2 separate regions of the Homo sapiens genome follow, and region 1 is linked to region 2. A link is an interaction called in ENCODE POLR2A ChIA-PET data of the cell type or tissue named here. Cell type or tissue: MCF 10A. All regions are shown on one strand. Each heading gives the region's core, and the rest is flanking DNA. Links, peaks and the distances in the headings are about the cores only. Region 1 holds the start of PRSS16 (serine protease 16). Region 2 holds the start of TRX-CAT1-5 (tRNA-iMet (anticodon CAT) 1-5).

The links. ChIA-PET counts read pairs that join two places held together with the same protein. Peaks named below come from ENCODE experiments on the same cell type or tissue, not always from the same donor. Only the 100,000 strongest peaks of a DNase experiment are listed, where the experiment ranks them.
Region 1: POLR2A ChIA-PET joins it to region 2 with 10 read pairs; 3 of 35 experiments call an interaction of 5 or more read pairs at or near these places.

The regions. Positions count from the first base shown.
Region 1 is chr6:27,244,301-27,260,089 of GRCh38, reverse strand. It overlaps PRSS16 (serine protease 16), which reads right to left and starts at 12,389. Exons shown (of 12, transcript NM_005865.4): 1 at 12,283-12,389; 2 at 12,042-12,208; 3 at 11,144-11,243; 4 at 10,861-10,990; 5 at 9,284-9,407; 6 at 8,971-9,048; 7 at 8,826-8,873; 8 at 8,050-8,340; 9 at 7,141-7,282; 10 at 5,218-5,397; 11 at 4,959-5,104; 12 at 3,470-4,843. The coding sequence starts at 12,352. The coding sequence ends at 4,775. RefSeq lists enhancers at 7,809-8,008, 8,029-8,198, 7,788-8,308, 8,579-8,948, 9,089-9,158 and 1 more. In MCF 10A, for the core only: a CTCF peak has its summit at 8,245; DNase peaks (open chromatin) are centred at 8,129 and 8,619.
Region 2 is chr6:27,323,387-27,339,175 of GRCh38, reverse strand. TRX-CAT1-5 (tRNA-iMet (anticodon CAT) 1-5) reads left to right here and starts at 6,120; the gene lies at 6,120-6,191. It overlaps TRK-TTT6-1 (tRNA-Lys (anticodon TTT) 6-1), which reads left to right and starts at 4,114; the gene lies at 4,114-4,186. It also overlaps the pseudogene VN1R10P. RefSeq lists a silencer at 6,116-6,195. In MCF 10A, for the core only: no CTCF peak of the experiment used is centred there; DNase peaks (open chromatin) are centred at 5,865 and 6,165.

The sequences.
Region 1 (15,789 bases), core at 4,261-12,260, 80 kb after region 2:
GAGACGGGGTTTCACCATGTTGGCCAGGCTGGTCCTGAACTCCTGACCTCAGGTAATCCAGCAGGTGGAGACGGCCTCTCTCCAGAACTCTGAGTTCTCCCTGTCTCCGGGCACGACCAAGACCCCCAAATCAATGCCAGGAGGAACTCGAGGCCAGGGCGCATCCAGAGTCAGGGGCATTTCCCTTAAGAGAAACATCAAGATTTGGGAAAAGGTGTAGGCATTGAGGCTCAAGTTGGGCAAATTCAGAGGAGGGAGGCAGGAGACACCTTGGCCCTGCCAGGTGCAGAGCAGCCTGCCCTTTTACTCTGGCTATGGAGATAATGTTTAAAACTGCCCCCGGGCCGGGCACGGTGGCTCACGCCTGTAATCCTAGCACTTTGGGAGGCCAGGTGGGTGGATTACGAGGTCCAGGAGTTCAAGACCAGCCTGGCCAACAAGGTGAAACCCCGTCTCTACTAAAAAATACAAAAATTACCTGGGCATGGTGGCAGGCCCCTGTAATCCCAGTTACTCGGGAGGCTGAGGCAGAATTGCTTGAACCCGGGCAGCAGAGGTTGCAGTGACCCGAGATCCACTACTGCACTCCAGCCTGGGTGATAGAGTGAGACTCCGTCTCAAAAAACAAAAACAAAACTGCTCCTGGGGATGGTTGGAGTTGATTCCCAGTGGCTGCAGAAAAATGTTTAATTCAGGAGGGATGCGAGTGTGTGTGTGTGTGTGTGTGTGTGTGTGTGTGTGTAATTTTAATTTTAACGAATTTGATGTTAACAAAGGCATGTACCACCAGGCAGGTTTTCCTAAGGAGAAATGATAGTCTTGAATTTGGTTGGCAGAAGACCCATAACTACAGCATTAGTTAGGAATTTTAATTTTTGAGAGTGCTTGACCTTGTATCAAAAAATTCCTCCAACCTCTTTGGCCAACACACACACATATGCACACACATACATGCCATGTGTTCCAGGCCACATTACAGCCCTAGTAGTGAAATAAAAGCTTTGAACATAAATTTAGATGAGTAGGTTTAAATATGAGTTTTATTGCCTTTGTTTCTGTGAGATGCTCAATCATCTGAGATTTCATCGTTCTCGTCTGCAAGCTATAAGAGTCTAGTTTTGCATTTTTTTTTTTTTTTTGAGAAGGAATTTTGCTCTTGTCGCCCAGGCTGGAGTGCAGTGGCGTGGTCTCAGCTCATTGCAACCTCCACCTCCCGAGTTCAAGCAATTCTCCTGCCTCGGCCTCCCAAGTAGCTGGTATTACAGCGCTGGGCACTACACCTGGCTAATTTTCTATCTGTAGTAGAGATGGGGTTTCACCATGTTGGCCAGGCTGGTCTTGAACTCCTGACCTCAGGTGATCCACCCACCTTGGCCTCCCAAAGTGCTGGGATTACAGGCATGAGCTACCATGCCTGGCCGAGATCTTCTTGTTTTAACTGTGCTGTTTACTTAAAAATACTCCAGACTGTCTCTTAAAAGTAACTTCCCACATTCTACAAGTACGGTAACTCACTTATCCCAGGTACAGGTAAGATTTCCATTTAAAGTCTCTGGAAATTGACCAAATTTCTACAAAATATTGAAAATCACTTAGTGAGTATTGGTAGAGACCATGGAAGTCTGCGGCACTTAAGCCAGGGGTTGCACCCATCTCTCCCCTTCCCAACATGTTGTAGAAGTCTCACTCTAGACATGAAGGGTAGTCTGTGAGGACCAGTAACTCTCATTGCTCCTGTGAGCCCCACTCCTACTCCTTGGCAAGGCAGTTCCACTCCAAGAGGGCCAGAGTAGGCCATGAGGACAGGAAGGACTGGTGGCTTCTATTCCCACTTCCCTAAAGCTCCAACTCTGTGTTAAAGAGGTTCTGCCCTAGTAGGTATGGCAAACCTTCACGACTGGCTGCTTGGGGCCCCTGCGTGAAGGGGTTGACTTTATTTGGAGTAGAACATGGAAAAATCTGGCCTAAGGGCAATGCTGAAAATAGAGGTCACAGTGAAGAGTAATCAGGGAAAGCTGACAGCTCAAGGATACTAACAGAAGCATGCAAGTTAATATATTTAATTTAGAAATCTACCAGAAATTTAAAAATGACATCTAGGGATGGCTGAAGGGCACCCTACCCTTGTGCATATGCACAGTCATCGAGACCACCCACTCATCTCTGGCGATCTGGAAGACTGAATACATGCATAAGGGTGGGCTTGCTCAGAAAAGACCAGAAAGGTTACTGTCTCTGGCTGAATGCACAGTAGACTTGTAAACTCCCTGAACTTAGAGAGCAATCCCCAAGCCACATGAGATCCAACAGACAAAGGTTGAGAATTGAATATACAAATGGATAATGGCCAAACTAAAAGTAAAAGTAGACTTCTGACCTACAACCTGCAGTAACCAGCCCAGAAAGCCAACCTACTATTACAGTAACCAGTCCAGGAAGTCAAGCTGCTATCTGTAGCAAACAGTAGAGGAAGACAAACAATAATACCCCTGTACCGATTGGCTCCAAATGGCCAGCACTTACTAAATATAATAACTCACAATTCCTTAATTTTTGTTCTTGCTTTCAACTAAGGACCAATGAGGGAAAGCCATACATGTACTCCCAACCAATCACATATGATGCCCCTCTTCTAGTTAGCCTGCCCACAGCTTCCCCATGCCACAGCTTCCAGTTAAGGCATACCTAGAACCTTCTCTTTTTTCCACTATAGCGCTTTCCCACTCCTCTGCCTGTTGTGAGTCTCTGCCAAACACAAGTGATGATGGTGGATTCTCTTGGTATAGCAAGTGCTGAATAAATAGCCTTCACTTGTTATCATGTTGGTGGTGGTATGGGTTGAACTGTGTCCCATCTTCTCCCCAAAAAAGATATATTGAACTCCTTATCCCCAGTACCTCAATCTGTGATCATATTTGGAATCAGGGTATTCACAGAGGTAACCAACTTAAAATCAGATCAACAGGCTGGGCCTAGCCCAAGATAACTGGTATCCTCATAAAAGGGGAAATTTGGACACATGGATAGGCACATGCAGAAGGAAGGTGATGTGAAGGCACACAGGGAAAATGGCCATGTGACTGGAGTAATGCATCTACAGGCCAAGGAACACAGGAATGCTGGCAAACACCAGAAGCCAGAAGAAGCACAGAAGCATTTTCTATTTGTCTTTCTAATCTCCTTCTGTTTCTCTGAATATCTTCATTTCTATCTCTGTGTTTTTGTCTGTTTCTCTATTTATCTTTCTGTCCTTCAATCTGTGTTTTCGTTTCTGGCTCTCCGTCAGTGTCTTTGTCTCTCCTCTCTCTCTTGCTCTGCCCTGGCTATTTCCACTGCTCTATTTTTGACTCTCATTTTTGGTCAAGGAAGGATTAGAAGGCAAGGAAGGATTCTCCCCTAGAGCTGTGAGAAAGAGAATGGCTCTGCTGACACCTTGATTTCAAACTTCTAGACACAAAAACATATAATATATACTGCAAGTTTCCATTTATATAAAGATCAAGAACAGGCAGAACTAAAGTGTAGTGGAGATTGACTTTGGTATGACAGCATGAGGAGGTTGCCTCTTACCCACAAGGAAATATGAAACTGGATAAAACTCTAAAACTACCATCTCTGTGCATACAAAGACATACAAAAAGCTGAGAAGTATTTATTGCTGAAAATAATTGATCTTTAGGAAAGAACAGTGCAAATCTATGGCAGGTTCCTGTCACAGCTAACATAGCCTAAGCAGGCACCCTTGGGATTAGCCCTATCCTCCCAGGCCCTGGAAGAAGGAATCTCCACCAGAATCATGAATCCCTAGAGTTGGAAGCTGGAAGTACCAGGGAGTGATATTTGATTGTGGGAAAAGATGGTGAGTGAAGGGTGTGGAAGGAAGACTAAATAAGAGAGATAGAGAAGGAAAAGATTAAGTGACAGGAAGAGAAATAGAGACACAGAAGAAGAGCATCAGAGACAGAAATAGAGCCTCAGGGAGACAGAGAGATTGAGGACACAGCAGAGGAGAGACAGAAATAGAGCCTCAGGGAGACAGAGAGATTGAGGACACAGCAGAGGAGAGACAGAAATAGAGACAGAGACAGAGTGAGAAAGAAAGTGACTAGGAGACACACAGAGACCAAAAATGAGAGTCAGAAATAGAGCAGTGGAAATAGCCATGGCAGAGCAAGAGAGAGAGGAGAGAAAAAGACACTGACGGAGAGCCAGAAACAAAAACACAGATTGAAGGACAGAAAGATAAACAGAGAAATAGACAGAAACACAGAGATAGAAATGAAGATATTCAGAGAAACAGAAGGAGATTAGAAAGACAAATAGTGACAGGGGAAAGAGAGAGGAAGAGACTGAGGGAAAGGGGTACAGTGAGAGAAACTGAGAAGCAAGGACAGGTTCAGGATCTAAAGTCCAGAAAAAGAAACTTACAGCAAAGCCCCTAACCCAGGAGCTGGAGTGGCAGAATTTGAACCAGAATCTGATCAGCAGGGCGAGGGCACCAGCATAAGTCACATTTGTTTGACATTTAACATTCAAAATACCAATATTTACAATGAGAATAATCATCCACTTATATTTCCATAACTCTCTGCAATAAAGCACTTTAAGTTGGGAATAAGGATGTTTGCAGACACATGCCAATTACGTGCGGAACAGGTGCTGAATTCCAATTCCTGGGAGTTTCTTCTTTCAAAACAAGCTGCTTTCTTTTGTTCAGTGAACAAGTATGTCCAGGACTGAGGTGACCATGCAGGGAGTGGAAAGGGTATGAGATTCAGACTTCACCCTTAATCTGGCTCTCCTTTGCCAGCTTGAGCCAGGTCTGTAGCTGCTGGAAGATGTTCTGTGGGGAGGTGGGAAGAATTTGAAAGTCAGATTTCAGCACCAGCAGAAGGAGGGAACATGCAAGTGATTATTCAAATGAGAATGCAAATGATTCAGAGCCTTTTTTCTCTTACCTGGCGCCCTAGGCGGAGGCTGGGGGAGTCTGAGGGCCTCTCAGGTGCCATGTCCAAGCAGTGGGAGCCAGTGCGGATAAGAAGAGTTGATTCTGAGGATCCTAAAGCCTGTGTTACACTTAGCACATGCCAGGGGTCTGTGTCCCCTGGAAAGAAAGGATAGGATGGGGCTAGGTAGATGGGTGCTGGGAGAGGATGAGGCTATGTTGAGCTGGGGCTAGGTGGAGGCTTAGCAGCCAGGTTTTGATAGCATGCTCACCATTAACAAACAGCACTTTGTTAGCCCCAGGGGTCTGGCCACCGTAGTAGGAGTTCGTCTGAGCCACAGCCTGGGCTACTGACAAGGCTGAGAGCCCAAACACCTGCTCACATAGGTCTAGCTGGGAGGGCAGTGCTGGGAGCTGGGAGAAAGGACATCTGGGATTCTCACAGGTGACATCTGTGTAGGGAGATACCTGTAAGTGTGGGTATACAGGCAGCCCACCACTCTCCTTCAATAATCATTTTCAAAGCTTTCCTCAGTGATGACCAGAACATTTCTAATACTCCCTTCGAGGAGTTTACAGTCCTGGCAGACAGACTCACACAGTCCCCTGACAGTGATAGCCCACAGTGATCAGGGCTGTGATGGAAAAAGGCCACAAGGCAGGGATCCCAGAGGAAACATGATGGGCTCAGGGAAAGCATCCTGCAAAGGATAAGACCTTGAGAAATTAGTAGAACTGAGCCAAACAAAGATAGAGAAGGAAGGCATAGTAAATAGAAGAAATAGCACGTGCAAAGGTCTGGAATGCTCGGAGCTCAAATTGTATTATGTCTGCCCTGCTTAAAACCCATAGCTCACTGTGCTTTCAGGGTAAAGATAACTTCTGTAACATCAGATTAATTCATCCCTTCCCTCCCTATTTGTTGACCACCTACCAGGTGCTCAGATAAATGTTGTACAATGTTGGGCACATGGTGGCAACCAAGACAGCTCCAGGCTCTGCTGTCACAGGACTCAGTCCAGAGGGGAAGACAGGCAATAAAAAATGTATTATGACAGGCTGTGTAAAATGCTAAGGAGAACACAGAGCTATCGAAGTCGGAGGTGGCAAGGCTGACTTATCTTGAGGGATCATGGCTTCCTGAGGGAGGCCACCCTATTGAGACTTGAAGATGAATAATCCAAGCAAAGTGAACAGCATGTACAAAGTTCCTAAGATGTTAGGAAGACTAATGTATTAAGAGGGTTAAAATATGTAAAGCCTTATAATAATAACAATAGCAAGAGGTTTATGGAATACTTACTGTAGACCTGCATTATTCTTAGAATGCTACAAATATTACCTCCTTTAGTCCTTGAAACAACCCTATGAGAGAAATATTGCTTGTATTCCCATTTTATAGATGTGGAAACAGGCATAGAGAAGTAAGTCACTTGCCCAAGTTTGCCCAAGATTACGAGTAGAAAATGGAGCTGGAATTTGAACATTTAATTTACCATATGTAGTATTTGGGACATGCTTATACTAAAAAAAAATCTGTTGTATATCTGAAATTCAAATTTAACTGGGCATCCTGTATTGTATCTGGCAACACTACCCTGGGGTCTTTGAGGAGCTGTGGTTTTGAGTACAGGAGGGACAAGGTTATATTTACAAGGATCTCTGTGGATGCTATGAAAAAGTTGGATTGTACAGAGGAAGTGAAAACCATGAGACCAGAGAAGCGGCTGGGAAGGGATCCCGGCAAGAAAGAATGGAGGTTCCCAGCAGGACAGCAGAGGTAGGCATAGAAAGCACAAGGGATGGACTACAGAGTTGTCCATGCAGAGTGAGGAGGACTCAGTAATTGACAGGCTAGCTAGAAAATGGGAAGGAAGCAACTAAAACAAGGCTCAAGTTTCTAGTCTGGTGGATGGGGAAAGGGGGCCATCCCTGGAATGGGGACACAGAGAAAGAATAGGCTGAAGGGAAGATCACTCAAGTGGAGACCTCAGTGTGTGCGTGAGGAGGCATGTGAGGGCCAAGCACATGCATACACTAGTATGGCTTCCACCTTCTCCAGCCCAACATCTGCAGGTTACACAGTGCCTGAGAGCTGGGTCGAAATGAGTCCAGACCACCTGTAAGATGACTTCTCTGGGCATAGTAAAAAGGTTGTTTGAGGGGACAAAGTTAGGGTTAGGCCAGTCACTTACAGAAGCCGAACTCGGTACATGTCTGATACAACCACTGCCGGTCACCCACACCAGACAGTTGAGGTTCTGTGCTCCTCAGCTGTGCCACTGTCTCTGCTCGGGAAAAGCTTAAACACTTCTGGCCCAGGCTGTGCAAGACAATCTAGGGAACAATGTACATACATAAGACATAAATTCCTCCTCTCTTCCCAGCAAGCCAGGGTGCAGAGGCCTATGTCCCCAGAGGTCAAAAGTCAGAAATAGAAGGGTGAGTTCCTGAGTTCTCCTGGGAGTCAGTGGTCAGAGGGGGTGGATGCCTGGGTCCTTGTGAGTTAGAGATCAATGCACTAGAAGACTGAGACCTTATTACCTGTGAGAGCTTGGGCAAGTGATAATCTTTCAGACTTCAGTTTCCTTTTCTGTAAGTGGCGATAATAATAGTGCCTATCTCTTGAGAACTTAATGAAATAATATATGTGAAGCACTTTATACAGCACTTGGTCCAGACAGTGCTGGAAAAGCGACAGCTGGATTGCAGTTGTGGATTTAGAGGCTGCAGTCCCAGGTACCTAGGAGAACCCTATCCCCAGAGATAACATTTTTTCATTCATTCTAAAAATACTAAGTGAGAATTTGCCATGTGCCAGGCACTCCTGCAGGCCCCCCAAAAGAGAACAGGACAGGATAGGCAAAATAGGTAATAATCGCAGTCTCTAACATTCGCACACTGTGTGCCAGGCTCCCAGCTGATTGCTCTACATGACCCGCCTCATTTCATCTTCCCATCGGCCCTGTGAAGTGTTATCCCCATTTTACAGATGAGAAAACGAAGTTTCAGAGAAGGTTCTCGCTTGCCCAAGATCACACAACGGAAGTGGGGCAGGAATCTTTGTCCGCTAACTCCTCCCAGCTGTGCCAGGGAGTGCTCACCTGCACCGCCCGACGAAGCCCGCAGTAGGGCGTGGAGTGGCTGCGGTTGCCCCCGCCCCCGAGGAGAAGTCCGCAGAGCTGTCGCACGCTTAGCGGCGCTCCCGTCTGCCCATCATACTGCACTACACCTCCCACCAGTGCCTGCAGCGCCCCCAACAGCTCCGCCTGGTTTTCAGCGCGGCCCAGGGGCCCGCAAGCGCTCAGCTCCGTCCGCAATGCTGCTTGAGCCGCCCCACCCGAGCGCAGCCGCCGCTCCACTTCAGCGAAGGCGACGGACACCGCCGCCCGGCACTGTGGGAAGCAAGAGGCGATGTCCGCCAAGACTTAGGCTGGGCCTCGGCTTTCCCTACCCAGGACCTGCGTCCTCCTTGGGTTCCCCACTTTCCCCTAGCGGGACTCAGAGGGTGCAGACCTAGCTCTTGGCCCAGGCCCCCGCCCCCAGGCCCCCGCCCCCAATCCCCTGCCTCGCAGCCCTCCTTCTCGGGTCTTCCCTGCAGGCCCCGTCCTCCATTGTGGCCCCGCCCCACCTTGAGCCTCACCTCCGGATAGGATTGTCCCTGCCCAAACCCCGCCCTCTCTGGGGAGCGCCTCTTTTCCTGGTGCCCCTCCTCTTCGTCAGCTCCCGCCTTCTTCCAAAACCTGCGTATTCCCCCGAGCTCCGACCTTCCTTAGACCCCGCCACGTTGCAGGTTTCGCCCTTCTCTGGCCTCCTCTTCCCTGGCATCCGAGGCCTCTTTTCCCTCCCAGTCCCCCTCGGACTAGGCCCCACCTCCTACCTCCAGGGACCCGCCGATCGCGGTGCTCATTAGGCTTCGGGATACCACCTGTGGGCGGACCGCAGAGGAAGGTATCCGGAAGTGTCAAGGGACTCCGCCCGCTGGGACCCCTCCCCGTCCCGCACCTGCTGCCCGCCATCCTTACGTCATTATACTCGGAGAAATCCAGCACGGCCCGCACCGGGGCGGAGGAGGCGACCGACGCGAAAATGAGATGGGGGAACTAAGGGAGGAGACGCCGTCAGCCTGCGGGCTGAGGGGTTGGAATCGCATATCTTTCTGCCTCTGTGTCACTTACTCGCTGTGTAATCTCGGGCTCTTGTGAGGACAGCTTGTGCAAAATTCTTTGGGCGCGGGAGGAAGGTAGGGGCGTGGTGGGAGGGTATTCCTATTATCTGAGACTGGGGCCCTGGAGTCCGAGTTCCCTCCCCCCAGCCCACCCGGAGGAGTCGCAGGACCTTCAGCCGGGCCCAGGCGGCCAAGGAGCCGGCATAGGAGCCTCCGAAGCAGATCCAGGGGCTGGAGGAGGAGATGTTAAAGAGGCGGGAAAGTGCCAGGCGGGCAGAGACCACATCAGCCAGCCTAGGGTCAAAGGGGGGACTCGGTCGGTCCTCATCGCTGGGAATCCCTGAAGATTTCCCCATTCTGGGGGAAACCCGGATCCAGAGACATGAATGGGTGAATCTGGCCAGAAACCAGGGCCGTTTTCTCATGACGTGTTTCCAAGTGTTCTCCAAGCCACATACACTTCCCAGAACATGTGTGCCTAGGCCAAGGGAGACCCTGTCCTCGTCCACTTTCTAGAAAGCCACCACCCTCTTTCCCTTCTCGTTTTAGGTAGGAGAGGAAAAATTTCCAAGTCAGTTTAGATGAAAACCTGACAAATGTAGGGAAGGGTTGAGGGCACTCAAGGAGGGCTACTAAGAGGAGAAGGAGGGGTCCTAACCTGATGAGTTGCAAGGTATTGGGAGAGAGAACAGACACAAAGAGAAATGGAGAGTGAAGTTTGGATATGTCTAACATCCTCTTTCTCCTCCCAAGGGCTTTCTTTCTTCCCTAACCTTTCTGAATGGCTTGCAGTTGGTACCATCCTGTTGCAGTTAGAAAACCGTTTCGCTTGTAGAAAAGATTAAGATGCAGAGAGACAGAGATGGAGACAAAGAGGCACAGATGTAGATACAGAGACGGAGAAAATGAGACAGGCAAACAGACTGTTACAGACACAGACAGAGATACCAATGAGGAAAGAAAAAGCTAAGTTCTGTAAGAATAAAGCAGATGAAAGAAACAAAAAGCAGGTGAAGTAAAGTTGGAAAAATGGTGGCGGTCGTTAATAGGAGTGAGATGCACTGAAGGAGGCTGGGGTGAGAGGCATAAAAACATCTAGGGGAAGGCCACGCCATGCAGAGGGATGAGTTCAAAGGCTCAAGGCAGGAATGTGCGTGTAAGTCTGGAGGACAGTGAGGACTTCAATGTAGCTGGAGCCCAGTGAAAGTGAGAGAGTATAGGTCAGAGTTAACTAGAGGCCAAAACCCACTGGACTCCATGGCGACTGTAAAAGCTTTGACTTTACTCTGAAGTCAAATACAGTCAAAATTGCTTTACTTCTGAAGCAATACAGAAGATGTCTGAGGGACTTAAGCCAGGGAGGATCATGTCCTGGTTTATGCTCTAACAGAATTACTCTGATTTCCACCTGGAAGTCAAGGGCAGAGCAGGAAAAATGGTGAGAATGCTGTGGCCGTAATCCAGGTAAGGAATGCTGGTGGTCTGCACAGTGATACAGTGGCTTACTTCAGACAGAGACGCAGAAATAGAAAGAACACAGGATAAGAGAAAGACAGATAGGGAGAGTCAGAGACCCAGAAATGGAAAGAGAAAAAACAAGACCCTATGAAACACAGAAGAAAACAGAGGGAACCAGAGACTCAGAGGTTGACTTCAGACAGTGGAGGAGAGAGACACAGATGCAGAGATGCCAAAGCACAGACATTCCTGTCCTTTGACCATAAACACTTTCCCTTCCTCCACTCACGCAAGGCGGCTGGACAAGAAGCGGAGCTGGGCCATTTCCAGGCCTCCAGCAGGTATACTCAGGCCATAAAATCTGTGTTCCAGGCTTATCACCAGGGCGCCCCAGGCTGGGGCCAAGGCTGCGGGATGGCCTGTGAAGAGTGTATGGGTGGGGGGTGGGGAGGTGAGATGCAAGTTGAGTTTAAGCCCTTTCACTCCTCAGGTCTCACAGCATTGCAATATGCAGCTCCCCTTCCTGGTCCCCACCAGCATCCCAACTCCTTTCCCCCAACATTGCCTCTTACCTCTCATCACTGAGCCAGGCCCAAGGCTGCCCTCACCCCCTAGATGCAGGAATATGGGTCCATCCTGGCCAACCCAATGTTGGTCATTCACCCAGTAACGCTGAGAGGTGGGATGGGGAAGAAGAAATGGCACTGTGAGAGTCCTGACTTATTCTCAATTCCTCATTTGTTCCAGTCTCTCTTCCTAATGGATCTTTCCTTATGTACTTAACAGTGTCTGAAATGAGCTTGTTTATTTACTTGCTCACTTTTCCCCTGTTCATCTCCTCATCTAGAATGCAAAATATACAAAAGCAAATTTTTGACCTGGTTTTTCACTCTTATATCCCCAGAACTGAGGGAGTGGCTCTCACATTGAAGGAACTTGCTATTTCTTGAAGTAATAATTGTAAAATAAGAAATAAATGCAGATGGATTTAGGAATAAGATCCAAGTGGGATGATATTTGGAGACTAAATACAGAGGAAGCACTGAAAAATGGCGAATTTGTTCCTTCTTTCGATAGATATCTTTGAGTGCCTGTTGTGAGCTAGGTCTGATTCCAAAGCTGGTTCAAATTTCTGCTACCTACTGAGACCTGGTGGTAGGTTTTGTGTCCAGTCTGGACAGGGACAAGGGGGTAGGGAGGAGCAGTGAATGTGAATGACAGAGAGAAAGAAATGGTGAAGGGCAAGATCTGAGGGACAAAACGAGTGGGACCCCGAGGAGAGGAGAGAGTAAGGCCAAATCTACAAAGGGCAGGAAAAGGGATACTGACAGCAAGCATAACATGAGATTCAAGCAGAGGGATGGGGAGAACTGAGGTGTGGAGAGAGAAAAAAGTGCAGACTGAGGAAGAGATGAGGGAGACTGAGGAGAGGGCAGGATGGTTAGTGGACTCCCCGTCTCCCGGCCTCACCTGTAGGAAGGATCGTCTGTCGGACACGTTGAAGGGGTCCAGCAGTTGCTCCAGCCACCCCACTTTTGGGAGGGCTGCAGCACCTGGCCCCAGGCTCAGGCCCAGGCCCTGGGCAGAGCTCTCCTGAAACTGCTGAATGTGCTCACCCAGGCGCCTAAGAAGGGAGGCTGTGGGACATGGAGGGAAGGAAGTCAGGCTGGCCCCCTTAGGATGCCCTGCTTGACCCTCAGCCTCCTCTTACCTGGAGCCAAGAGTCCCCAGAGGGAAACCAAGAGCAGAGGGCCCAGCCACTGGGCAAGCCAGACGGCCATGGTGTTCGGGACTCTGTTCTCCCCCAGGAGGACCTTTATCTTATCCTCAGCAGCCGGGCCTTAAATCCATCACCTTTCAGCAGAGGCTCAGGTTTCTTTCCTTTCCTGGCAGGTCAAGCGTCTGTAGGAACTGCTAAAGCGGGGCAGGGACGCCAGAGTCTGTACACAGAGGCTGCTGATGCAGCATCGGAACTCCCAGTTTCTTCTCTCTGGGCCTCTCAGTCTGTTCTTCCCTCAGCTCTCAGTAGCCCTCGCTGTCTCAGTCTCCTCCTCTCCGCTCTTCGGTCTACCTTCTCTTTATCTCAGATTCCTCCTTTGCATGCCTTATTGTCCTTCAACCTCTGTCTCTCCCCACCTCAGCACCTCCTCTGGAACCCCAGTTGCCCACTTATTCTCAGTCTTTTCTTTCTGCCCCTCAGCATATCTTCAGTACCCCTCAGTTGTTCCCACACTCAGTCTTTCCGTCTCTTTTTTCTCAGTCCCCCATCTCTTTTTCAGTCTTTCTCTCCATACTCATCTCTTTGTCCCCCAATCTCACCTTGTCTATTTTCCAGCCCCCTCACTTTCTGCTCTGCTTCACTGTCCCGAGCTTCTCTGACCCACAATCTCACACTGTCCATAGACTCCTTACAGTTCTTTGAACATACCAGGCTTGCTTCTGCCTTAGGGTTCTTATTCTTGTTGTTCCCACCCTATGGATTGTGATTTCCCTATATACCCACGTGGTTTGCTCCCTCACTTCAACTGGATCTTTATTCAAAGGTCATTCATTCAGAAAGGTCTTCCATGGTCAGCTTTTTAAAAATTGCCAAACCTATGGCCCTCTTCTATTCCTTTTCAAACTTTATTCCTAATTCTTTTTCATGGGACTTATCACTATGAGAAATATTGTACATTTAAAAAGTTATTCCCATAAATTTAAAAAATATATCCAGAATCTGATGACTTCTCACTACCTTCAGTGCTACCACTGCTGAGCCACCATCATCTCTGACTTGGGATATCATGGAAGGCTTTTAGCTGGTCACCCTGTTTCTGCCTCATGATTTATTCTACACTCAGCAGACAGAGAGACAGAATTAAATATTAGCCCAATCATTCACAATCATTCACTCCCTGGTTTAGAACACTTCCCTGATGCCCCATCTTACTCAAAGTAAATCTAAAGTTTTGAAAACAGTTTTTAAAACTCTGTATGACCTGGCCCCCTGTTGTATATACTGTCATGATTTCATCTCCTACCCCTCCTGGGTTCACTGCTCCAACTGCATTGGACTATTTCATATTTCACAAGACTCACTCCTTCCTTAGAATTTTTGCTCTCCTTAGGATGCTTTTCCTCCAAATATCTGCAAGTCTTATTTTATCACTTCCTATAGTTCCCCATTCATATATTTTATCTTACCAAATGGGTTTTACCTGACCACCCTTATAAATGGCACAACACCTGAGACCCTGTCCCCTGATCCTTCTGTTGTCACTCCCTGATAGTGATGACATTTTATTGCACTTCTCTCCCAAACCATTCCCCAGGAAGTAAGCTTATTCTGGGAAGCAATTTTGTCTGTTTTGTTCACTGGTGTACCCATAACACCCAAACTACTTCAAGGCACTTGAAAGGTTCTCAATGAATATGCAGTGAGCAAAAGGCTATATGGATAAATTGATTAATTAATGAATTAGTTTTCTGCTCAGGAAAGAATTCCCTAAGAATGTGACCTAAGAGTTGAGGCAAGGGAGTGAGTGGGGAGGGAGGAAGGCAGGGAAAAAAATACTTGAGGTAAGAATGAGGAGCCAGGGGGAGCATGAGGTTATCTGGAGTCAGAGGGTTTCTGGCCCAAGAAAGAGCAGGTGCAAAGACTCTGAGTCACAAACCTGCTTGGCACCACCAAGGAACATCAACAGTTAGTGGGCTGGAAAGTCAATGAAGGAATTTGAATTAGATGAGAAGAGAGAAGTAATCAGAGATTCAACCCTGCTGGCAAGCCATAGAAAGGGCTTTGGCTTTTATTTAAAGACTGATATATGGCCGGGCGCAGTTGCTCACGCTTGTAATCCCAGCACTTTGGGAGGCCGAGGCAGCTGGATCACAAGGTCATGAGTTCGAGACCAGCCTGGCCAACATGGTGAAACCCTGTCTCTAGTACAATTACAAAAATTAGCTGGGCATGGTGGGGAGGCGCCTGTAATCCCAGCTACTCAGGAGGCTGAGGCAGGAGGATCGCTTCAACCCGGGAGGTGGAGCTTGCAGTGAGCCGAGATCATGCCACTGCACTCTAGCCTGGGCAACAGAGCTAGACTCCATCTCAAAAAAAAAAAAAAAGGACTGATATGTTGCCGTAAGGGTCTTTTAAAACCTTAATACATAAGTGAATTTAAAGTTGGGTGTGGTGGTGCATGCCTGTATTCTCAGCTACTTGGGAGGCTGGGACGAGAGGGCTGGGAGTTCAAAGCTGCAGTACACTGTGATCGAGCCTGTGAATAGCCACTGCACTCCATATTGGGCAACACAGTAAGAACCTATATTTAAAAAAATGTATTAATAAATTTCTAAATTTATTTTTCGATAAATACGAATTTACTTAGTTGTTTTAATTGCTAGACTGGAAAGACAGGGATGTTTATCCCAACTCAATAATAAGACAAATAGCACAATTGGAAATGGAAAAAGGGTTTGAACAGGGATTTCTCCAAAGAAAATACACCAATGGCCAATAAGCACATGACAAGATGCTCAACATCATTAGTCGTTACTAAAATGCAATTATTATTTATTTATTTATTTATTTTTGGAGACAGAGTCTTGCTCTGTCACCCAGGCTGGAATGCAGTGGCATGATCTTGGCTCACTAAAACCTCTGCCTCCTGGGTTCAAGTGATTCTCCTGCCTCAGCCTCCCAAGCAGCTGGAATTACAGGTGCACGCCACCATGCCCGGCTATTTTGTATTTTTAGTAGAGATGGGGTTTCACCATGTTGGCCAGGCTGGTCTCGATCTCCTGACCTCAAGAGATCCACCCACCTCGGCCTCCCAAAGTGCTGCGATTACAGGCGTGAGCCACTGCACCCGGCCACTAAAATGCAAATTAAAACTATGAGATAATCCTTCATATTGACAAAAATGGCTCTGATAAAGATAGGCAATACAAGCATTGGAAATGTAAAAGGAAACAGCCACTGTAGAAGACTCTTGAACTCTTTTTTTAAAAAAAATCACTTTTGTTAGGTATAATTTACATACCATAATACTCACCTGTTTTTAAGTGTAAATTTTAATTTTTTAAGTAGATTTACAGATTTGTTTAACTATCAGCAGAATCCAGTTTTAGAACATTTTCAGTAACCCCCAAAAAGTCTCTTCATGCCTATTTGCAGTGAATTCCCATTTCTATTCCTAGCCATAGACAACCATTAATCTATTTTCTCTATATATTTATT
Region 2 (15,789 bases), core at 2,856-10,855:
AGGGAGCTATACAAACAGAGTTCAGAACATTTAGCAATGAACAGACCATTCCTGTCCCCTTTCAGGAAAAACTTATGTATTGAGTGTTTCCTTGTACTCTGGTGAACCATTTATTTAACAAATTATTAATGAGTAGCTGCTACATCACAAGTACTCTGCTGGGCACTGGGGCTATGGCTGTGAATAAAATGGGCAAAACTTCCTCTCCTCATGGATTTTGTATTCTAACGTGAAATGCAAAGAAATGAAATGAATAAGTAAAATATGTAATATACTAGATAGTGATAAGCATTACTTAGAAAAATAAAGCAGGAAAGATAATAGCAATGGCTGGTGTTTTTTTTTTTTTCAATGTTTTGTATTTTTAAAGATGTCGAACAGGAGAAGTCCCCACTGAGAAAGTGATATTTAAGAAAAGACCTAAAGGGGATAAGGAGAGGAACAGGGCACATATTTGGGAAAAGGAGTTTCCAGGCAAACAGCAAGTGCAAAGGCCTGAGGCAGGAGTATGCCTGACATTTGAGGAAGAGCAAGGGGGTCTTGTGGCTAGAGGGGAAGAACAGGGAGAAGAGCCCTCACAGGCCACTAGAAGCACTTTGGCTATTAAATTGAATGAGAAGGGAACCCTGGGAGAGTCTTGAACAGAGGCACTGCTGCTGCATTTAGAATACATAGTAAGAGGGCGGTGATAAATAGAAGCAGGGAGACCAGTGAAGAGCATATTGTGAAAATCTGTGTGAGATGTGATGATAGATTTTCTAGCATGGTAGCAATGGAAGTGGTAAAAAAAAAATGGTTAGGTTATGGATATATTTTGAAGGTAGAGCTGATGGGATATAGGATCTGAAGGAAAGAGCAATCACAGATGATAGCACGGATGGACTGGCTGTTTATTGAGATGGGGAAGATTCTTGAGAAGCAAGCCTGGAAGAATAACCAGGAGTTTATTTTTTTGAAAGGTAAAAAATGCTTGTCAAAAAAGCAGCTGCAGACCAGGCACCAAGGCTCACACCTGTAATCCTAGCACTTTGGGAGGCCGAGGTGGGTGGATCACCTGAGGTCAGGAGTTTGAGACCAGCCTGGCCAATATAGTGAAACTCCATCTCTACTAAAAATACAAAAATTAGTTGAGTGTGGTGTCATGTGCCTGTAATCTCAGCTATTCAGGATGCTGAGGCAGTAGAAACGCTGGAACCTGGGAGGCAGGGGAGGTTGCAGTGAGCTGAGATCGTGCCACTGCACTCCAGCCTGGGCCACAGAGCAAGACTCCGTCCCCCCAAAAAAAAAAAAAAAAAGGTAGCGAGTCTGGTGTGTGAAGCAGCATTCCAAGATGGAAAGAAGCATTTGTATATATATGGTATTTAAGGACTGAGCCCTGAGTATGCTAATATTTAGGGTAGGATCAGGTAAGCGATCATTTAATTTATGCATATAATAGTAAGTACTATTAATATAACTAAAATAATCTCAGGAATCCTGTGTATATTCCAGGAGCTTCTAAAACCACTCTTGGGGAGTCAGCAAAAACTTTCAGAAAGAGGTAATGGGTTATGTCTAAACTGAGATCTGAAGGACAAGTAGGAACTGGCAAATAAGAAAAGGGGAGGACCCTCCAGTGAAAATGCAACTGCAAAGTCCACAAGCAAGAGAGGACATGAAACAATCAGGAATTTCACTGTCCCTTCCACTTCAACTTCTCTGTCACACTTGTTCTGTCGGAGGAACGACTACAGGAGTTTTTGGAAAGTTAAATTGTAGAGATTTAAAATTGGGGTTTGGTGGGCAATATTTATGTGGCTTCTAGTCACTTCTGTGTGGAAGAAAATTATTTGGCATATAGTCAGGTAACTCCTAGAACATACCAACTCAGAGGCAGCCTCAACAAAAGCCCAGTTGCCTGAAATAAGCTCCGGTTTTCAAACACAGGAACTCCTGGTTCCTGTCAAAACGGATCCAAACGTTATCCAATCAGAAATGAAATTCTGAAAGTCTGGCTCCCTTCCATGCAAAGAAAACCCTTTGAGATTTTTGATAGGAGGTGGTTAAGACACTTGCTCCCTGAGGCAGAGGTGTTAATTCCATAGCTCCCCCGGTTCTTCTCAAGCAGGGTTTCCCGAGGGCTTTGCTTGCTGGGCTCCTCCTGGATTCTCTCTGTAGTTCCTCCTCTGAGCTCAAGGAAGCTTTTGAAGAAAGGACTTCAAAGGTCAAATATTTGACAGATTGGGACTGCGTAGAGATGGAGGGACTGAAGACACCTGCTTCTTGAAGGGGCCAATTTTAAAGAGGCAGAAAAAGGGAGGAGTGAGTAAGGAGGAAGGAATGAAAAAGACTCAGGAAAACAATGAAACCATCTTCATGTTGGAAAAACAGTAAAAATTGAACGGAATATTAGCAGTGCTACCTATTCGTAAGCAGCGTGGCACAGTAGAAGCCTGCTGGGCTCATGACCTCAGAGACTGAGAGATCAAAACCATCCTGGCCTACAGGCAACTCAGAGTTTAAATCTACTTCTGTATTTTCCCTAAAAGTCTGATAATCAAATCAGTGATGGCACTCCATGGAAAGATATCACTTGATAAATTTCTGGTAGTTGTTTGCCTATGACACATTGCTCCAGGCCTAAAAATTCTCTCCTCTCGAGCTCCCAACATGGAAACAATTGGGAATACTAAGTTAGAGCCTCCATCCATCGAGGTGGACTTGCATATTGTGTACAATTTCTTGGAGGAAAGGGGATGACAAATTCCACATTGACTTCCATTACACCTTTCAGTAAAGGGGCTTTAAAATTGTTATTTACCTATTATGTTTTGATTATGTACTAGCAGTAGATGCAAATATAACACAATCCAGAAAAACTATTTTTAACACACATTTTGGGTAACAGGAAATAACAATGGACTTCAATATTTATACCTATATTTGGTCCAAAGAAGTATCATAGAAAGATCAAGAAAAAACTACAAAATGACATTGTACTGGGATAAAAATTCTATAAGAGACAGGCAATGGCACTATGAATGCAGAGAAATAAAGGATCAATGTAAAATCTTCCACAATTAAAGAGGTAGCAATGTTCACCTCTCTCTTTTAAAAGGTTGCTGGTAAGTATTAAATTACTGTGGTTTTTAGATTCCTATGATACAAGTCACTATATCCTTCAGAAAAATTTAAACTTAATGAAAAACGTTAGATGTCCACTGAAAAAATTGTGGTAGGTATCACGTTTGTCAAAATTCTTTTAGACAGGCAAGAACACCCCAGAGCAGTGAAAAGTACAAAGTAGGCCCATCACAGTCACCACGACATTCTCTTCCTTTTTAATGACTTGCTTTTTTCTTGCACCAAGAAAAAAATAATGGGAGATTTTATGAGATTTGTCAGGCTCTTACCATTGCTTTCCACTGGTTGCTTCCCACTTTTTTTTTTTTTTTTTTTTTTTTTTTTGAGACGGATTCTCGCTCTATCACCCAGGCTGCAGTACAGTGGCGCGATCTTGGCTCACTGCAATCTCCGCACCCCCCGGCTTCAAGCAATTCTCCTGCCTCAGCCTCCTGAGTAGCTGGGATTACAGGCATGCACCACCACGTCTGGCTACTTTTTTTTTTTTTCTTTTGTATTTTTAGTAGAGGCGGTTTCACCATGTTGGCCAGGCCGGTCTCGAACTCCTGACCTCAGGTGATCCGCCCGCCTTGGCCTCCCAAAGTGCTGGGATTACAGGCGTGAGCCACCGCTCCCGGCCAACTTCCCACTTCTCTTGTTTTTGTTTTTTAATTGTTTCTTTGTTCCTCTTTGTGTCTTTTTTGGTTATTTCTTGTTGCGCAGTAAATATGACACTGCTGACGGATTTAACTAAACATTACATAAATATTTATTAGGGGCAATCAGTTGTTTTCTTGTTTATTTTTCTTTCCACGAACCACACAAATAAGAATTTGGTTTTTTGATGTTGCTTACATTTCTTTTCTATCAACCTGAAGAAAACATAAACGAATGGTGGTTGAACTGATTCTGTGGAACTTCCACTGAATTACTCTTTTCGCATGTAAGATCACTGAACCGTGATAATCATTGATCCTATTTGTAGAACTGTATGAAACAGTTCCCTAAGGAGCCTGGGTAGCTCAGTCGGTAGAGCATCAGACTTTTAATCTGAGGGTCCAGGGTTCAAGTCCCTGTCCAGGCGCTAAAAATGCAACTTTTACTTGCTTAGAGTGAGGAAACATCAAGAAATGAGTTGAGTTTGACCTTAGCCAGTAGCAAAGATTTGAGAACAGAGGGCTAGGTGAAGAGTTATCTTTTTTTTGGGACAGAGTCTCACTCTGTAGCCCAAGCTGGAGTGCAGTGGCACCATCTCGGCTCATTGCAACCTTCGCCTCTGGGGCTCAAGCGATTCTCCTGCCTCAGCCTCCCAAGTAGCTGGGACTACAGGCGCGCGCCACCATACCTGGTTAATTTTTTTGTATTTTTAGTAGAGACGGGGTTTCACCATGTTGCCCTCGGTGGTCTCCAGCTCCTGAGCTCAGGCGATCCACCCGCCTCGGCCTCCCAAAGTGCTGGGATTACAGGCGTGAGACATCGCTCCTTGCCTGAAGAGTTCTTAGACATGACATCAGAAATAATTCGTGAAAGAAAAGTTGGTTAATTGTGTATGTGACTAGCAATTCGATGAGAGTCCTCGGGCTCCAAGCCCGAGTGGCGAGCACTTTACCAAGGAAAATCAAAGAGGGCAGTCCTTCAGTCTTAGTGTGGACAGGGAGATAGAGTAAATGAGAAAAAAAAAATACGAGCATGCTAGCCTTAGCCCATGTTCCATCATCATCCAAAAGCTTACATTACTAATGATAAAACATTTGCAATATTCCAGAATGACCCTGTCTAGCGTCATCATAAAGGAAGCTACAAACGAGAGCTGGTGTTCAGGGACTTCCTAAAAGCTCTGTTCCCTGATTGATATAAGCTACAAGAAGAGGAAGATCTTATCTTTATTAGTTTATTATTATTTTTTCGTGTTTCTGTCAAAACGGCGCCAAAAGGGATCCAATCGAAATTGCAGCTGTCATGTAATAATTTGAGCTACACATCAGGTTTATCCTCTTTATTTCAGGGGCACCGTTTTTGTTTTGCTTAAAATCTTGTGCCTTTGCAAGCAAATGAAAAAACTCTCATTTGATCATTACATATTTATACATGTATCGAAATATCACTCTATATCCCATATATACGTACAATACTTACTGTCAACTAAACTTCTTAAAATTACACTGCTATCACGAACAATTTCATTAAAGTCAGAAGTTGGAAGTTGTCAAGCTCATGATAATGGATACAAGTTTTGCAACATTCAAATTTTTTGCTAGAAAGCCCCAATCTTATCATTGGTCACAAATACTGTCAGTTGTTTTCCTTGAAGTGGCAGGCTCACTTGGTTAATTAAAAATTAAAAAAAAAAAATCATGTCTGTCAAATACCAAGTCTTAATAACCATAGCTTCTTAATCATTCTTTCAAATAAAAATGGTGTTTTCTGAAAAAGCCACTAGTTATGCTTGCAACGGAATAAGTTGGAGGAGTGCTTTTTCGGGAGATAACATTGTGCTGAGGTATGCAACAGAAGTCCTTTATGTATACTTCCCATTTCGTCACACAGAACACACACAACTCGAGTTGAACTTTAATAAAATTAATCATTTTTACTGCATCAAGGGGAAAACATCTCTTCTACGGTTGTCTATGAAATTTTTTGACAGAAACAAATAAGACTGTTAACACGATTCCTCTCCGGTGGCAGCTGCGTTCGCTCCACGACTGCCTGGATTCTACTCGAGAAGACTACACCTAGTGTTTTGCTTGGCGCCCTCCTCCTAGGCTCGCTATGATAAACGAGTGCTTGCTAAGAGGCTCAGACGATCTTTGGCAGGTTGGAAAAGCACAGATCTGGAGGTTATGACCTGAGGCCATCTGATTATCGGGTAGCGAATCTTCGACTTGCTTGGCAGAGATAGGGACAGTGTAAACGATCAGATACAAAATGAAATAATTAGACAATGAAAATTTTGTCGGTACTGAAAGGTGATTTTGATGATTGAAATTAAGATCAGTGGTCTTCAGAAACCGCTTAGCAGAGTGGCGCAGCGGAAGCGTGCTGGGCCCATAACCCAGAGGTCGATGGATCGAAACCATCCTCTGCTATGAGTTTTACAGCTAAATCGACACGCAAAAAACAAAAACCAAGTCCCTAGGTTTTCATGCATTCAACAGTTTCTGAAAACCCTCATTTCTGCTTCTGCTCTTTGTTATGTGTTTCTTTCCCACCTTTGAAATCTCACCATTCTCCCAAAACTCACCTACTTCACTGATCCACACCGTCCTACATTGGAAAATTCCTTTCCTCCCAGGTGTCGGACAAACAAAAGCATACGCTCAGCTGAGATGCTTTTTTATTACTACGTTGTATAAACCCACATTTACTTCTGTTAATTGCCAGGACATTCTCTTCCTTTATTAATTATTTGCTTTAATAAGTATTTGACAACATATAATAACTTTATTGTTTTAAACTAGTTGCTCTCCACCTCTCTGCCTTTGTCATTAGTTTTGTTGTTTTTCTTGGTCACCAGAAAAGTCTTTTTTTGGGTGCGAATGTTAAGTTCAATAACTATTTGCTGAAGGCAATCAGTTGGTTCCACCTCTTCAGTCTTACCTTTTACAAATCTTAGGTAAATGAGTAAGGACTGTTGTATTGATCCTATTTACATTAATCCTATATAAACCAGTTTGATTTCTTAGACTTAGTGCAAAAAAAAAAAAAAAAAAAAGAAAGAAAAACAAACAGGTAACAGCTCACTAGCGAATACAAGTAATGTTCAGAGTACATGAATACACTTCTGTTCAATGAATTGACTCCATGGAATTCAAACCACCTCCTTAGCTGTCTTTTCTGAGTCCAATAATTCATTTACAATACCAGTCAACATTAGTGATATGTGCTAAAATCATTTCTCAATATGAATAAGCATATCTTCTTAGGACCTATGTGGCTTGGTTGGTACAATACCAGACTTTTACTTTGAGAGTAAAGGGGTCAACCTCTTGCCCAAATGTAGTGGCAGACCAAGTGCAGTGGCTTACACCGGTAATTCCAGCATTTTGGGAGGCAGAGGCAGGTGGATCACTTGAGGTCAGGAGTTCGAGACCAGTCTGGCCAACATCATGAAACCCTGTCTCTACTAAAAATACAAAATTAGCCAGGTATGGTGGTGCATGCCTGTAGTCCTTGCCACTCAGTAGGCTGAGGCATGAGAATCGCTAGAACCAGGGAGGCACAGGTTGCAGTGAGCCGAGATCATGCTACCACACTCCAGCCTGGGCAACAAAAGCAAAACTCCATCTCAAAAAACAAAACAAAACAGATGTAGTGGCGTTTTCTGGTTTGTGCAGTAAGGTTTCTCTCTATGTATTTGAGTGGGCATACTTAAGAAACCATACCCGAAGTGTCTCATACATACTTGGATGTGATTTAAATGCTAAATTCTGGAACCCTTAGGCCCTTTTGGAAGGTGACGAGTGTATTTTGTGAGAGAGACTGGGGTCATAGGTGGACAGAGGTCCTATCTGGTAGGCAGCCTCTAAGATGACCCCCAATAATCTCTACCTCCTGGTATTCTTGCCCTGGTGTAGTTCCCTATGTACCAGGGGTGGTCTTTGTGTCTAATGTAAGTGATAGATAAGCTCTAGAGGGAAGCCAGTTACTATGTCACCAGCAGTCCTGTTTAGTAGCCTATTTGGGGAGGGAGTGAGCCTTCCTGCCAACACCCACTAGGGAGATTGGAAGAAGATCCTCCAGACACAGTCAAGCCTTACGATGACTAGAGCCCTAGCCTGGCATCTTGATTGCAACCCCAGGAGGAACCCTAAGCTGGAACTACCCAAATACAACACTTTGATTTTCAAGTTACAGACACAGTAAGATAATAAATGTGTTGTTTTAAACCACTACATTTGGAGTTATTTGTTACAGCAATTGATAAGCAATACAAATCTCAAATAAGTTAAGTTTATAACTTAAGGCTCCCTGGACTATTCAGGAAATGCACTTCCAGGATGCCGATCTACTGTAGGTCACCTTTGTGGCTTTGATTTATCAAGATGAAGATATTTTCTACTTCTTTTCTTTACTTGGTGCATTCCTAAGTGACAAGACTACTTTTCGGGCAGTTCACTAGGGATGATAGTTGAGTTTTCTCTCTAGATTATTATTAATCTGCATGTATGACACTGAGGACGTGTAGAGTGGTTCTCCATTTTCAGCAGGTCCTAGTGACTTCGGTTTTCCTCAATTTAGAAGCTGCCAAAGCATAAGCCCAAATTTGCCTCCATGAGCAAGAGCTCTAAAAGCATAAGCAACTGGTTGTTGTGGTGCTCTGCTTATCTGTGTTCTCATTTCCTTTTACATTTGTTTTACATGTCTCTTAGGTTTCTTTAATGTTTTATCACTTCATTGTCTAAAACAAACCTTTAAAGAATTGATTTAGAACATATTTTAATAAAAGTACAAATCATATGGGTATAGGTAAATGACTTTTCACACAGGAAGCCTATGAGTAACCTCCATCTAGATCAAGAAATAAAATATTACCAGCACCTCAGAGACTCCCTTTATGCTGTCTTTCAGTCACTTTTGCCTTCTTCCTCTAAGGTAACAACCATCCCAACTTCTAACAGCAGAGTTCACTTCTTCCTATCCTTACAACTTATGTAAATGGAGTCGTATTGTTTTCCCTCTTTTGTATTTTTCTTTTACTCAAGTATGCCTGTAAATTAATCATTGTTACTAAATGTAGCAGTAATTTCATTTTCATGGCAGTACAATGTTCATTGTATTTTTACTAACCAATTTATTCTATTGCTGATAGACATTTATGCTGTTTCTATTTGGGGGCTATTACAAATAAACATCAAAAAACAGGAACATTTTTGTATATGTCACAGTGTACATATGTATTCATTTTGTTAGATTTATACACAGGAGTGAAATACTTTCACCTTTCACATTTACATTTAAAATCCATCAATATTAACTTTTGTTTATATAATTTATAGGTCAAAACTTATTTTTCCCCATTCGATATCCAAAGAATGTAGTATGACATATTAAAAAGACCACCAATTCCCTCACTACTATACATTGTTTTTTTTTCATAAATTGTGTGTACAAATATTTGGTTCTGTTTCTGGATGCTGTATTTAGTTACACTTCTATTTTTATATCATTATGAAAATTGCCTACTATCTTAATTATCATAGCATTATAATAAACTTTGATATCTATCTGTGTACATCCTCTCATTCTATGCTTTTCAAGGTTGTCTTGGCTATTCTTGGATCTTTGCCTGGTTATAGAATGTTCAGAATGAGCTTGTCAATTTTCACAACAATAGTGTCTTTTAATTTAGTTGCATAGACTTTATAATTTATTTTAAGGAGAATTGTAATCTTTTATTCTTGCATTCAATTAATACAGTATATCGTTAGAATAATTTAGGTATTCTTTACATTCTTTTGGCAACGTTTTATTGTTTTCTGAATAGAGGTCCTGCACAGTTTTATAAGAGTTATTTCTAGGTTGAAAATGTTTTTTGGAGATATTGCAAATAATATCATCTTAAACATGTTATCGAGGCATAACATACACACATAAAACTCCACCTGTAAGTGTAAACCTTGATGAAGTTTCACAAACTGAACACACTCATGTAAACAGCATCCACTGAATCAAATTATAATGTATTATTAATGTATTAAGGAGTGTAATCTCAGGGAAGGCTATTTAGGGGAAGAAAGTGGGAAAAATTTATTGGTCACGGCTGGACATGGTGGCTCATACCTGTAATCCCAGCACTTTAGGAGGCCAAAGCGGGAGGATCAGTTGAGCTCAGGAGTTCAGGACTAGCCTGGCTAACACAGTGATACCCATCTCTACTAAAAATACAAAGATTAGCTGGATATGGTGGTGCACACCTGTAATCCTAGCTACTTGGGAGGCTGAGGCAGGAGAATTGCTTGAACTGGGTAGGCAGAGCTTACAGTGAGCCAAGATCATGCCACTGCATTCCAGCCTGGGTGACAGAGCAAGACACATCTCAAAAAAAAAAAAAAATTATTGGTCAGCTACTATATCCAACTGATCAAAGTTTTGCTCCATAGAGCATTAATAGCCCTACATATAGAAGTTGGGCATGTGCAGATATCAAAGATCGCTCAGCAGCTCATGTTTCAACAGCAGCAGAGAAGCCTTATAGCAGAAGACGAGAAGTTCAACAGAGGTGAACAGTGAAGTCCTGTTGTTTTCTGCACTCAGAGGAAATTGATTGCCATGACTATTGGGGTAAAACAAGTTGCAAGGTAAGATGGCAAGAGAATCAGAGGTGGCACATAAGATATGTCTGATACCCAAGAGTATGCTTGTCTTACAAAATATTTTAGGAAGTGTTCCTTTCTCTCTATTGCTTGAGAGTTTGTGCAAGATTCATGTTATTTGTTTCATAAATATTTGGAAGAATTCACCTTTGAAGCAGTATAAGCTGGGAGTGTTCTCTGTAAGAAGGTTTTTAAATTACTGATTCATTTGTTTAATAGCACTATTTAAATTTTCTATTACTTCCTGTATCAGTTTTTATAACCTGTGTCTTCCTAGGAATTTTTTCATTTCATCTACATTTTCAAATGCATTGCCATGTTATTATTTATAATATTCTCTCATACACTTTTTACTGTGTGCAGGGATGTATAGTGATGTCCTTTTTTATTTATTTTTTATTTTTTAATTTTTATTTATTTATTTTTTTGAGATAGAGTTTCGTTCTTGTTGCACAGGCTAGAGTGCAATGGCACGATCTCGGCTCACCGCAACCTCTGCCTCCCGGGTTCAAGCAATTCTCCTGCCTCAGCCTCCCAAGTAGGTGGGATTACAGGCGTGAGCCACCATGCCCGGCTAATTTTGTATTTTTAATGGAGATGGGGTTTCGCCATGTTGGCCAGGATGGTTTCAAACCCCTGACCTCAGGTGATCCGCCTGCCTCAGCCTCCCAAAGTGCTGGGTTTATAGGCATGAGCCACCACGCCCAGCCTATTTATAATATTCTCTCATATACTTTTTACTGTGTGCAGGGATGTATAGTGATGTCCTTTTTTTGTTTCTGATATTAGTAATTTATGTGAACTCTTATATATAAGAATATACCTAATCAGACTTGCTAGGTAGTTATCAATTTTGTTAGTATTTTCAAGTAACCAGCCCTTGGCTTTGTTTATTTTCTTTATGTTTGTTTTCCATTTCATTTTTCTGCTTTTAACTCTCTTGCTTTCTTCTTTTATGACCTAGAACATTATGGTTTCCTGTTCTTTCTAAAAGCCCTTAAAAGTTTATTTTTTTTTAGCATTTTGTTTTTTTAAATGTATTCAAGACTATACTGTTGTCAACTGAAAAATCATGAGATGTATAAATTTGGAAAGAATACTTTACTTTTTAAAAATAGTTACAGCCTGTAAGCTGGCTATACTGACAGGTTGGAAAGTGTAGCTTCCAGCCAAAGCCAGAAGGAGACACTTTGAGGGAGGAGGGGTTGGGCAGGAGTTTTATGCTGAACAGGTTTGCTAAACATACATATTTAACAGGTTATAGGAGGAGTTATGAATATTTTCAAAGGGGGAATGTGCATATACATGATAAGTAAACATGTAAGTTACATGTCACTTATGTTTACTATGTTACTATGGGGTTGAGACTTGATATTTAAAAAATTACAATTAGCCCCTATATGTCAAAAGGTGAAGCAGGGACACGGAGGTAAAGCAGGGACATGAAGTAGCCTTTGTAAACTGGCCAGAACCAGTCTGTGGTTGGTGGTCTTTTTATTAGGAGAAGTTACTGAAACTAGTCTGTTGCCTAATCAAAGCTGTAGTTATGGCTTGTGAAATGGAGGGGTCAGTTAGTCAGTGTTTGATGGGTGGTGAGCTGTAACTTTTTTTAAGTATTATTTATCTTGAAGCCAATGTTTGCTTAGCTGTTAGAGAAAAAGGAAAAAAATTAACCTTGTGGCAGTTAGAATACAGTTTATTTTTTAAGTGTATGGGTGTGTGACTTAACTCTTGTCTGGCATGGCCTTAGGTGTTGTTTATAATTTGCTATCATATTGCCACAAACAGTCTCTCTCTCTCTCTCTCTCTCTCTCTTTCTTTCTTTCTTTCGAGACAGAGTCTTGCTCTGTAGCTGAGGCCGCGGTAGCACGTTCTCGGCTCACTGCAACCTCCATCTCCCGGGTTCAAGCGATTCTCCTGCTTCAGCCTCCTGAGTAGCTGGGATTACAGGCGTCCACCACCACGCCCGGCTAATACGAAGAGTTCATTTCATTAGTCTTATGATTTCTATTTTAACTTTAATGCTGGTCAGTTGTTGTGTCTAAATTACAAAATAGAGGAAGTATGACGAGGTGTATCTAACTTCCCATCCTGTAATCTCCCTATATTTGAATCCTTTGAAATTTGCACAATCTTATGTCCATGTGTCTATTTAGAAACAGAAATAAATTGTGTTCCATGCCAAGCATCTTTTGGGAATCCATGAATCTAATCAACTCTATAAACCCAATGCAAAATTTGTGCAAATAAATGGTTTACAAATTTGAGAAATATACCAAGAAAGTATAGAAATAAGAGCAAATATTGTTTATTTTAAACTTATTTACAGGGCATTTTGGACATATACAGATGTGAAGTACTAATAAACATATAAGTCAATTCAGGAAATAAAAGATTACAAATGAAGGTGAAGTCATCTAAATTCCCAAATCTTTTCACATGTTCTTCCAAACCCCTTAAAGATAACCACTACTTTGAATTTGAATTTTACCATGTCCTTACATTTCTTTATTTTTACTACATTAGAATTTGCATTGATATAACTTTTCATGTTTTTAGAATCTGTATGTATTTTACACTTTACGTATTCATCTGCAATGTGGACATTTATGCTTGAAGAAACTTTCATAGATTGAGTCACAATGGATTATTTTTTCTCAAATTTTTGCCTAGGTGCAATCAGGACTAAATTTATTTTTTATTTTATTATATATTGTTTCTCTTCAAGTATGACAGCCAAATGAATAAATTTCTTTTTCTTTTTCTTTTCTTTTCTTTTTCTTTTCTTTTTTTTTTTCAGACAGGGTCTTGCTGTCTCCCAGGCTGGAGTTCAGTGGCGTGATCTTGGCTCATTGCAGCCTGGACCTCCCAGGCCAAAGGACTAAATTTCTAAACTCAGGAAAGTTTAAAAACACATTCTCTTGTGGTTAAAATAATTTTTATCAGGATTTCTTTGATGCAATAGAAAGCTGTGTGGTAAGCAGGGGGAAATAATCATATTTAAAATGGCACAGGTTAATCTGGAAACTTTATTATCATAATTAATCAATATCAAAGTACAGATAATTGGGTAGGAAGATGAAACAAAACTAGTAATGTTCTCCAGGATTAGGCTGTTCTCATACATGGAGCTAATATAAGTGGAAAGACACACGTTAGTCCCATAAAAGAAAACAAAGCGGCTCACCAGCAAGAAGAAAACATGACTGGCTTCTGTTTCAGGAAAAGATTGTGGAGACAGACTGATACTGTGAATATGAAAGACCGTCTTTTGATGCCTTAAGAAAATAGTCACCATGTAGAAACTAGTCCAAATCATGAGGAACAAGAAGAGGAAACCTTGAGTAAACATGGCACTTTGAAATATCATTGCATGGTAGTATATAAACAGTCTTGTTTTACAGTATATCAGAGAATATACAAGTCCAACATTAGTGGATTTGCTGGTGGCTACGGTGCTTATAATGACCCACATATTGATTAGCCTGTTGTTTAGGAATAAATCAATAAGGGAAAATTTATGGGGAGATTTGAGGTTTGAGCCATGCCCACTTGGAATGACAAGGACAGATGATAACAGCCTGAAATGTACTCAGGAGAGAAGAAGTACATACACAAATGCCCCATGTCATTTTATAAATGTATAGCCCTGTTTTACAACCAGTATCAACAAAAGTACTTCTAAGTCTGAAGGATGACATTATATATGGAACACCCCTGATGATAACTGTTATAACATTAGCCAAAGTTAGGTGCATGAGAATCACATCTAAGGGGTTCTTCTGATGGGGCCAAAATAAGAAGATGTACATATATGTAATGAATAGCAATAAGTTCCCCATGAGCCCAATGCCACTTTGAAAGACAGGTAAGATTCCCAGTGTTGTGTCACTTGAATACAAAATATTCATGGTTTTCTTGGATCTTTTGATTGAAGCCAGCACAGCCTAAACAGCAGCATAAATATATTCCACATATGAAAGTTTAGCAATCACTGAATTCTTAGAAAGAAATTTCAGTTTTGACATGAAAATGATCATGAACGAGGGACAAATCTATCATGAAAGAGGGACAAATACTCAACTATACATGAATTCATTACATTTTTGTGGGATTTCCAGAGGCTGGATGCCATGTATTGTTCAAATATCTAGAGAACAGAGTAAGTTTACGTGGCAGTTGAGATTTGCATACACATTTTTACCATTTGTTCTAGCCCGTTTTTCAGGAGTAGTCTGTTCTATTTTAAAGACAATTTCCCATGTAATAAAAAACAATTTTATTTCAAATTCTAGTATTGTATTTTAATTATAAACTTATAACTTGAAATATTTTTTACTTTTTATACACAGGTAATATTTATAACCTATAAATAGCAATATATGAATATGAATCCACTTTTCGGAGTGCTAATTGTACCACACTGTTATTTTATGAATAATGAAATGTATTTATAGAATATGGTTAACTACTGAGTAATTTCTGTCATTAAATGCTAAGTTTGCTTGTTCTGAAGAACATTCTTTGCTTAGGAAGCATATTTAATATTTTTACAAATGTAGTAAAGGTTTAATTGAAGTTGATAAAGTGATCAAATGTAATAAGGTATTAAATCAATTTACTTTCCAATTAGCCAACAGGGTTGATGAAGTCTTTTTCATTTAACAGATAAACAGCCCTTCTCCTGACACTGAATTACCATCTAGTTATTACATAACTTTTTATGTTTCCTTACAGCAAGGTATATTATAAACTTGGTCTCCAGCTTGCCCTGCAGTATTCAGATTACTGTACACATGCACACACATCCTATTGATTCTGTTTCTCTGGAGACCTCAGACTTAGACACCAGGGAAGTGGAAATGCAACCTGCATGCCCAGGGCCAGATGCATGCTCCAGAAAGTCCTAAGAGTACCTTTGGCTTGTACCCCTGATTGATCTTTGGAGTCCGTGCAAGCAGAAGATGATAGCTAAGGCAGAGTTGCAGGTGGCCTGGCTTAGAGATAAGGAGTACACCAGCTCAGAGCCCATCTGAAAAGACCAGAGTGTTGGGTTTTTTCTCCCTCTAGGTATTTATGAAAATCTTTGTCAAGTCACTGGCTGACTGCTAAGGTAACAGAACTTCAGTGACAACACATGACAAGCAATATAGTCTTTGCAAAAATAGTTTGCGAAACTCACTAAAGAAAGAGATGACTGAAATCCTCAAACATCAAAAATCAACTATAGTAAACCCTGTGGAGGAGAAAACATCTGATATCCAGAGTTTCCAGATTATAATATTCAAAATGTCCACTTTTCAACAAAAAACTACAGGGCATAAAGAAACAGAAATATGTGGCTCATTCACAGAGAAAAAAAGAAATGGAG